2 separate regions of the Homo sapiens genome follow, and region 2 is linked to region 1. Evidence: read pairs that join two places in POLR2A ChIA-PET (ENCODE). Cell type or tissue: endothelial cell of umbilical vein. All regions are shown on one strand. Each heading gives the region's core, and the rest is flanking DNA. Links, peaks and the distances in the headings are about the cores only.

Evidence for each region. ChIA-PET counts read pairs that join two places held together with the same protein. Peaks named below come from ENCODE experiments on the same cell type or tissue, not always from the same donor. Only the 100,000 strongest peaks of a DNase experiment are listed, where the experiment ranks them.
Region 2: POLR2A ChIA-PET joins it to region 1 with 8 read pairs; 3 of 35 experiments call an interaction of 5 or more read pairs at or near these places.

What each region holds. Positions count from the first base shown.
Region 1 is chr1:24,391,450-24,395,845 of GRCh38, reverse strand. It overlaps STPG1 (sperm tail PG-rich repeat containing 1), which reads left to right. Exons shown (of 9, transcript NM_001199013.2): 3 at 4,167-4,285. Among named protein-coding and RNA genes, the nearest start is that of STPG1, 20 kb to the left of the region's middle. RefSeq lists an enhancer at 3,539-3,788. In endothelial cell of umbilical vein, for the core only: CTCF peaks have their summits at 3,151 and 3,350 (motif pointing right); DNase peaks (open chromatin) are centred at 1,785 and 3,505; H3K27ac peaks cover 1,253 bases.
Region 2 is chr1:24,736,914-24,741,309 of GRCh38, reverse strand. No RefSeq gene overlaps it. Among named protein-coding and RNA genes, the nearest start is that of CLIC4, 6.3 kb to the left of the region's middle. In endothelial cell of umbilical vein, for the core only: no CTCF peak of the experiment used is centred there; no DNase peak of the experiment used is centred there.

The DNA of each region.
Region 1 (4,396 bases), core at 269-4,268:
ATGCCTGGCTAATTTGGTGAGGAGGCCTCCCAAAGTGCTGGATTACAGGCTACCACACCCGGCCAGTAATCATTACTTTTTAAATGTTTAAAATGTTATATTTAAATTATTCAAGGCTGGGTTTGGTGGCTCATGCCTGTAATCCCAGCACTTTGAGAAGCCGGGGCGGGCAGATCATGAGGTCAGGAGATCGAGACCATCCTGGCTAACACGGTGAAACCCCGTCTCTACTAAAAATACAAAAAATTAGCCGGGCGCGGTGGCGGGCGCCTGTAGTCCCAGCTACTCGGGAGGCTGAGGCAGGAGAATGGCGTGAACCCGGGAGGCAGAGCTTGCAGTGAGCCGAGATAGCGCCATTGCACTCCAGCCTGGGCGCAAGAACGAGACTCCGTCTAAAAAAAAAAAAAAAAAAAAAAATTGTTCAATTTATACTCATAATTTTATATTTTCTATTTACCCACATATTTACTATTTCCAGAGCTTCATTCCTTTATGTGATTCAGATTTCCTACTGGTATCATTTTCTTTGGCCTGAAGGGCTTCCCTTAACATTTCTTGTAGCTCCCATTTGCTGATGATTCTTTCAATATTTATATAGTTTTAAAAGTTTTTATTCTGCTTTTGCTTTTGAAGATATTTTTACTGAGTACAGGATTCTAGGGTGACAGGTTTTTTTTTTCCTTTTATTGCCTTAAAGGTGTTGTTTTCAGTATCAATCTGCTGTCATTCTCGTATTTGTTTCTTCATATGTGACATGTCTTTTTTCTCTGCCCAATTTTAACATTTTCTTCTTATCACTTTTTAAGCAATTTGATTATGGTTGGCCTACGGTGTCATTTTCTTCATGTTTCTTGTATTTGATGTTAAGTGACTTTCTTGAATCTGTGAGTCAATAGTTTTTTTAATCAAATTTGGAAAAATTTCAACCATTTTTTCTTGAACTATTTTTTTCTATTTCTTCTCTCCTCATATTTCTTTTTTTGAGAGCCTGATTACATATATATTAGGCTCCTCAAAGTTTCCACACAGCTCACTAATCCTTTTTCTTGTCCTTTTTCTGTTTTATTTTGTATAGTTTTATTTCTAGGTCTTCAAGTTTACTAATCTTTTTTTCCTCTAATGTCTAATTTGCTATTCATCTCATCTAGTGTATTTTTAATCTCAGACATTTAGTTTTCACATCTGGTAGTTCGATTTGGATCTTGTCATTATATCTTCCATATCTACTTAATATGTTCAGTCTTTTCTCTGGCTTCTTGAACATATGAAATACAGTTAGTGCAGCAGTTATAATGTTCTTCTCCACTAATTCTATCATCTGTATCATTTCTGAGTTGGTTTTGATCATTTATTTTCTCCCCACTTTGAAGTATATTTTTCCTTCTTCCTCCTATTAATTTTTTATCAATGCCAGGTATTTTGAATTTTACCTCTTAGGTGCTATTTTTGTAGTCCCATAAATATTCTTGTGCTTTGTTCTGAGATGCAGTTAAATTATTTGGAGACAGTTTGATCTTTTCAGGTCCTGCTTTAAAGCTTTGTTAGCTGGAACCAGAGCAGTATTTAGTCTAGGGGTAATTTTGCCCCATTTCTGAGGCGAAACCCTCCTGCATACTCTATGTTCCATGAATTATGAGGTTTTCCCGCTGTGACTCATGAAAACAGGAGCTATTCCCGGCCCTGTGGAAGCCTCAGGGATTGCTCACTTGAATTCTGCCAGGCGGTTCCTTCTCCAGCCCTGGGTAGTTTTCTCATGCCATGTGTTGGTCAATACCCAGGAACTTACTCAGGGGACCCCGTTGCAGAGCTCCATAGCTCTCCATCTGGGTAGCTCTCTCTTCTCTGGTACTCTGCTCTGTGAACTTAGCTGTCTTGGTCTTTCTGGACTCCCAGATCTATTTCCTCAACTCAGGAAGACCACGGGGCTCCATCTGGATCCCTTCTTCCTGTGCTGTGGTCTTGAGATTTTCTCCTGGCAGAAAGCTGGGGACCATCTTATTGCCAACCTCATTTACTTTGCTTCTCTCAGGGATCCCTGTCCTTTGTTGCCTGATGTCCAGTATCTTGATTGCTTTATATATCTTGCCCATTTTTAACTTTTTTTTTCCAGCTGGGAGGGCAAATCTAGTCCTGTTTTGGTAAGAAATAGGAGTTCAGTCATCCAGAGTGTTTTTCAAAAATTCTACTTTTTAAATTGTTTCATCAAGAGGGCTGCTCTGACACATGCATTTCTGTTATAGCCAGAAGCCTTGGATCTCCTTTCCAGTCAGGCAGAAACCTCTCCTTTCCCCAGGAGAATGTCCTTCCTTTAACCTTTTTTAAATAACTCTCTTTTTACTGCCTCCTCTGCACACTCTCTTAGCTGTTCTATAGGCTTAGGCTTTTAGAAACAAAAGCCAGGAAGTCTTGCAGCTGCTTCTGCCTTTTGATTTGCTGTATAGCTCTCTTAAAGCAAACAAACCAAAAACATAGCCATTCATCTACTTAAATGGGGAGGGGAGGAGAAGAATACATTTACTGTATATTGGTATCCCCAAATATTTTCTACTTAAACACGTATTCAGCTCCTTTTACTTGCTTCATCCTCCACCCAGGCAGATTAGGCTTCAGTGTCCCTCTCCCCATCGTGTTTATTGAGCACTTACTAGAGGCCAGCTCAGGAAGAGGAAGCACAGCTCAGAGCTCAAGAGCCTGGACTCATTAGGCAAATCATGTTCACACCCTACCTGTTCCGCTTAAGTGCTGGGTGATTCGGATGAGTAACTTAATCCCTCTAAGCCTCAGTTTCCTCAACTGTGAAGCTGGTTCATGATTGTACCCCTTGAGGGGTCCCTGTTGTCTTCAGGCTTCCTGCTCTGAAAAGGAGTATTGTTTTTTAAAAAAATTCAGAGATGAAGAAATGAGCCTTACTGATAGTTTCCATACAAACCACCCTCTGTCATGGCTAACACATACTTTCTTCTTTCCTTCTCTTGACTGTTTTTTTTCCCCCATTTCTGCGCGTATTTCCTCTCTGAAGGTTAGGATTCTGATGTTAAAATAATTTGGCTTACTGTTGTGAACAGCCTACAGAGTCAGGATGCACCCCCCCACCCAAAATTTGGTTTGGATGTCAAGACTTACGGTGCCACACACACGCTCATGAAGAGTGTAGGAAAAGGCTTATCACCCACATAGTGAGGCCTTCTGAGGACAGCAGCACAGCCTTCCTAACCTGATCCAATAATGGCTTGAGAGAGCAGGGAAAGGAGCCTGGCTTGGGGGTTTTCTTATGGTTGGAAAGCGAGGCTGGACTGAGGGCAGGGGTCTGCGTGGTTTGAACTTCCAGCTGGTGCCACAGGAGGGAGCTCTGGGCTTTCTCATCCGCTTGCCCAGTGGTAGGGCAGAAGGGAATGAGGGAGTGGTGAAGCTGAAGAGCTATCAGCCATCAAACATCAAAAAACTGGAGTCAGAGTCCATTACACTTACAGGTTAGAGTCTATAATCAACCTGCTATGCAGACAGATGCTGCCAAGTTCTAGCAGTTGTGGAAGTCTCAGCAGGAGGGGAGTTTATACATCAGACATGCATGTATACATCGCAGCCTAGACAAAGGAACTTTTAACTTCAGTTTCTATAGATGATCCCTTTCTGCTTTTTAACCCCATGTCTGCTCAAAACAGAAACGAAAACTTACACCTGTCTTGCACAGTGCCCTGAAAAGTGAGAGCCAGCCCCAGGCTGGGATTTCCCTAACCTCTTTGGATTTTAACGGCCTAATGCTGGTGTCTGAATCTAGGCCAAGGAGCAGTGAGGACGCTTCCTCTGTCCTGACCGCGCCTCGTCCAGGCTGCTCCCAGAATAGTTTTGCTGTCTCCTTCCTGCCTGGCAAGAATGTCTTTACTATCATCTCCTTCCTTTTCTCCGGGACAGCCTGTTTAAGGTACTTTATGTGACCACATCTCACTAATTTAAGAGCTGGAGGGGGGAAGTCCGATAAATTGCCGAGAGGGAAAGAAAGTGGGGAATTTTTTTTTTAATCCGGTTTCGTGTCTGTTTCCTGTCAAAAGGCAAGTTTCTCTTCTCTACCATTTAAAATAAAACTTTAATATACACCTTTGTGTTTTCCACATTTGTCAATCATTGTTTTGTATTCATTTTGATTTTACTCCATTTTTGTTGTTTAGGTTTTACTGCTGCATATCCAACACAATCCTCCATTCCTTTTAAATCTCAAGCTTCAGTAATCCCAGAATCAGAAAAAAAAGGATTCAATAGTCAAGCCAAGAGATTTCCTCATAAGAAGGTAATGACGTTGTCTCAGGGGTTCTTTCGTTTTAGTCTGGATTTTAGCCTTGCGGGACAGGCACGTTCTGTCTGGCTGCTGTGTCTTTCTGTGGACAGTGGAGGGCAGTGT
Region 2 (4,396 bases), core at 184-4,183, 350 kb before region 1:
CTGTTATTTACTAACTCAGGATACTTACTTAACCTCTCTGTGCTTCATTTTCTCATCAGTAAAAATGGATCTAAATTAGTACCATTTTCTCGTCTGTAAACATGGATCTAAAATTAGTACCTATTAATATTTAATAGGATCATTGATAAATTAGTCTATGTTAAGAGCTTGGATTGTAAGTGCTCTGTAGACACTAGCTGTTGGTATTATTCCCATCTGTCCATATTCTTGACCGGTCACTGAGCTCTCACACTGCATGCCAGACACCTAGCTGGGTGCTTTCATATCCAATCATATTTATTCATCATGGTCTTGCAAGGCTTGATTTATTTATTTATTTATTTATATTTATTTTTATTTTTTTTGAGACGGAGTCTCACTCTGTCGCCCAGGTTGAAGTGTAGTGGCACAATCTCATCTCACTGCAACCTCCACCTCCCAGGTTCAAGTGATTCTCATGTCCCAGCCTCTCAAGTAGCTGGGATTACAGGCATGTGCCACCACACCTGGCTAATTTTTGTACTTTTAGTAGAGACGGGGTTTTGCCATGTTGGCCAGACTGGTCTCAAACTCCTGACCTTAATTAAGTGATCCACCCGCCTCGGCCTCCCAAAGTGCTGGGATTACAGGCATGAGCCACCATCCCCAGCATTGCAAGGCATAATTTTCATTGTCCCCATTTTACAAATAAGGAAACTGAGGGCCAGGCACGGTGGCTCAAGCCTGTAATCCCAGCACTTAGGGAGGCCGAGGCAGGTGGATCACTTGAGGCCAGGAGCTCGAGACCAGACTGGCCAACATGGTGAAACCCCATTTCTACTAAAAATACAAAAAGTAGCTGGGCTTGGTGGCAGGCACCTGTAATTCCAGCTGCTCGGGAGGCTGAGGCAGGAGAATCGCTTGAACCCAGGAGGCAGAGGTTGCAGTGAGCCGAGATCGTGCCAGTGTACTCCAGCCTGGGTGACAACAGCGAAACTCTGTCTCAAAAAAAAAAAAGATTTCCTCATGCTCCCCAGAATGGCATGCAACTTATTTTTTATTTATTTTTTTAATAGGAGAAAAGTCATACAAATTGATTTCACATACATACACAGGAGCCTTCAGAATGAAGACCCACCTCCCCCATGAATTACGGAAACTTATATATCATCTTGAGGTTACAGAAAGAATGGGAGCTTGCATCCTGGTAAAACAGGCTATGTGAAGGGGGAGAAGAATTCTGTTTAGGGGCAATAAGGGGTTGGGAAGGAGAATGACTGGATGGGGGAGCAGGGATTAACTTGTAAATAGTTTTCTTTAGAATTTAAATGATCCTTGGAGACAGTCATTATCCTCATAAAAAGACCTGTTCAAGTGTGGTCACGTCTTAGTCTTCTTTTCTATATCACAAGATGTAAGTTTTAGCTTGCAGGGCCACAGGTCAGGAACCCTCTAAAGGACCTGCATAAACAAGGCACAAGGCCAGTCTTTCTAAGGGACGTTTATCAGTTCTATAAAGTCTATTTCAATTCCTCAAAGCAGTTTGCTCATATTTTAAAATATCCCATTCTGGTCAAAACCTTGATAAAATAACTGGTGTTTCCAATTGTGTCCCCTTTGCAGGCAGGTGAGTTTCCTGGGTTCTCTTCACTACGGCTTCCAGAACAGAACAGTAGCTTTGATCACCCTGATCACTGCACCATACTGTGGAGGCCGTAGGCTCCCGGTCCCCTAAAAGTTCACTGAAAAGTTACTGACATGAGGCAGATTGGTTAATAGGAGAAAAGGCATACAAATTTATTTAATATATATACACAGAAGCCTTCAGAATGAAGACCCTGACATGCCACTTAAATCTAATAAATGGGGCCGGGTGCGGTGGCTCACGCCTGTAATCCCAGAACTTTGGGAGGCCGAGATGCGCGAATCACTTGAGGTCAGGAATTTAAGACCAGCCTGGCCAACATGGTGAAACCCATCATTACTAAAAAAAAAAAAAAAAATACAAAAAATCAGTCAAGTGTGGTGATGTACGCCTATAATCCCAGCTACTCAGGAGGCTGAGGCAGGAATTGCTTGAACCTGGGAGGTGGAGGTTGCAGCGAGCTGAGATTGTGCCACTGCACTCCAATGTGGGTGACAGAGCAAGACTCTGTCTCAAAATAAATAAATAAATAAAAATTAATTAATTAATTAATTTTTAAAAAGCTAATAAATGGTTTATTTCTAGAATTTTCCATTTAATATCTTTGGATTGTGGGTAACTGAAACTGCAGAAATCAAAACTGTGAATATAGAGGATACTACTGTATAACAGAACCTACTTCAGGAACTCATTGTGAGGATTATATGAGGTAATCCATTTAAAACATTTAATAATCAGCATTTAATAAGTGCTAGCTATTACAGGCTGAGCATCCCTACTCCAAAAACCCCAAATCCAAAATGCTTCACAATCTGAAACTTTTTGAGTGCCAACATGACACTACAAGTGGAAAATTCCACAAAAAAGTGCTGAATACAAGCACTTTGGGAGGCCAAGGCGGGCGGATCACGAGGTCAGGAGATCGAGACCATCCTGGCTAACACGGTGGAACCCTGTCTCTACTAAAATACAAAAAAGTAGCCGGGTGTGGTGGCGGGTGCCTGTAGTCCCAGCTACTCAGGAGGCTGAGGCAGGAGAACGGCGTGAACCTGGGAGGCGAAGCTTGCAGTGAGCCGAGATGGCGCCACTGCACTCCAGCCTGGGCAACAGAGTGAGACTCCGTCTCAAAAAAAAAAAAAAGGTACTGAATACAAACTTTGTTTCATGTACAAAATTATTTGAAATGTATAAAATTACCTTCAGGCTATGTGAATAAGGTATATATGAAACATTAATAAATTTCGTGTTTAGACTTGGGTCCCATCCCTAAGATATCTCATTATGTATACTCAAATACTCCAAAATTCAAAATAATCCAAAATTTGATATCTGAAACACTTTTGGTCCCAAGCATTTATTTTTTTAATTTTTAAGTTTTAATTTTTGTGGGGACACAGTGGGTATATATATATATATATTTATGGAGGTCCCAAGCATTTAAATAAAGGATACTTGCCTGGTTATGGTGACTCACACCTATAATCCCAGCACTTTGGAAGGCTGTGGCAGAAGGATCACTTGAGCCTTTTTTTGTGGAGATGAGGTCCTACTATTTTGCCCTGGCTTGGTCTTGAGTTTGAGACCAACATAGTGGGCAACAACTGGGCAACATAGTGGGACCTCATCTCTCTAAAAAACCCCCAAAATTAGCCAGGCATGGTGGTGCACACCTATGGTTCCAGCTATTCAGGAGACTGAGGTGGGAGGATCACTTGAGCCCAGGAGGTCAAGGCTGCAGTGAGCCGTGATCACACCACTGCACTCCAGTTCTGGGTGATTGAGTGACACCCTGTCTCAAAAAAAATAAATAAATAAAAATAGGGCCAGGCAGGGTGGCTCGCCCTTATAATCCTAGCACTTTGGGACGCCAAGGCAGGATGATTGCTCGAGCCCAGGAGTTTGAGACCAGCCTGGGGAACACAGCGAGACCCCAGTCTTTGTTAAATTAAAAAAAAAAATTTAAGAAAAAAAGATAGATAAGGGATACTCAACCTGTATCACTAGTCATATCAATGTCCTCTTCCTTGGTATACTGTGAGATTCTTGGAGGCAAGGAACCCTGCCATATACGTCTTTACTTGAGTAAAATATTTCACTTCCTTTCTGTGTGATGTTTGAGCAAGTTATGCTCTCTACACTTCATTTCCACATGTAAAGTGATGCTAATTATACTTCATGGTGTTGTTATGGAAAGTAAATGAGTTAATAAATGTAAAGCACATAACAGTGCTTGGCATAGAGTAGATGTTCAATAAATGTTATTATTTTACTATTATATGCATTTATTTCTGGAAGAATACACAAAAAATTTTTAAGTGTTTACTTCCAGGGAGGAGAACTGGGGAACTGAGTCACTGCTGACTTATATACTGTTTTGGTTCCCATTTTGTAACTTTTGTCCTAGGGGTATGTGTTATCTATCAACAAATTGGTTTAAACAAGGGAAAACAGGAGCCGGGCCTGTAATTCCAGCACTTTGGGAGGCTGAGGCAGGTGGATCGCCTGAGGTCAGGAGTTCGAAACCAGCCTGGCCAACGTAGTGAGACCCCATCTCTACTAAAAATACAAAAAGTCAGCTAAGTGTGGTGGCGGGCGCCTGTAATCCCAGCTACTAGTGAGGCTGAAGCAGGAGGGTCACTTGAACCCGGGAGGCGGAGGTTGCAGTAAGCTGAGATTGCACCATTGTACTCCGGCCTGGGCAACAAGAGCGAAACTCTGTCCAAAAAAAAAAAAAAAAAGGGGAAAACAGGGCCAGGCATGGTGGCTGACGCC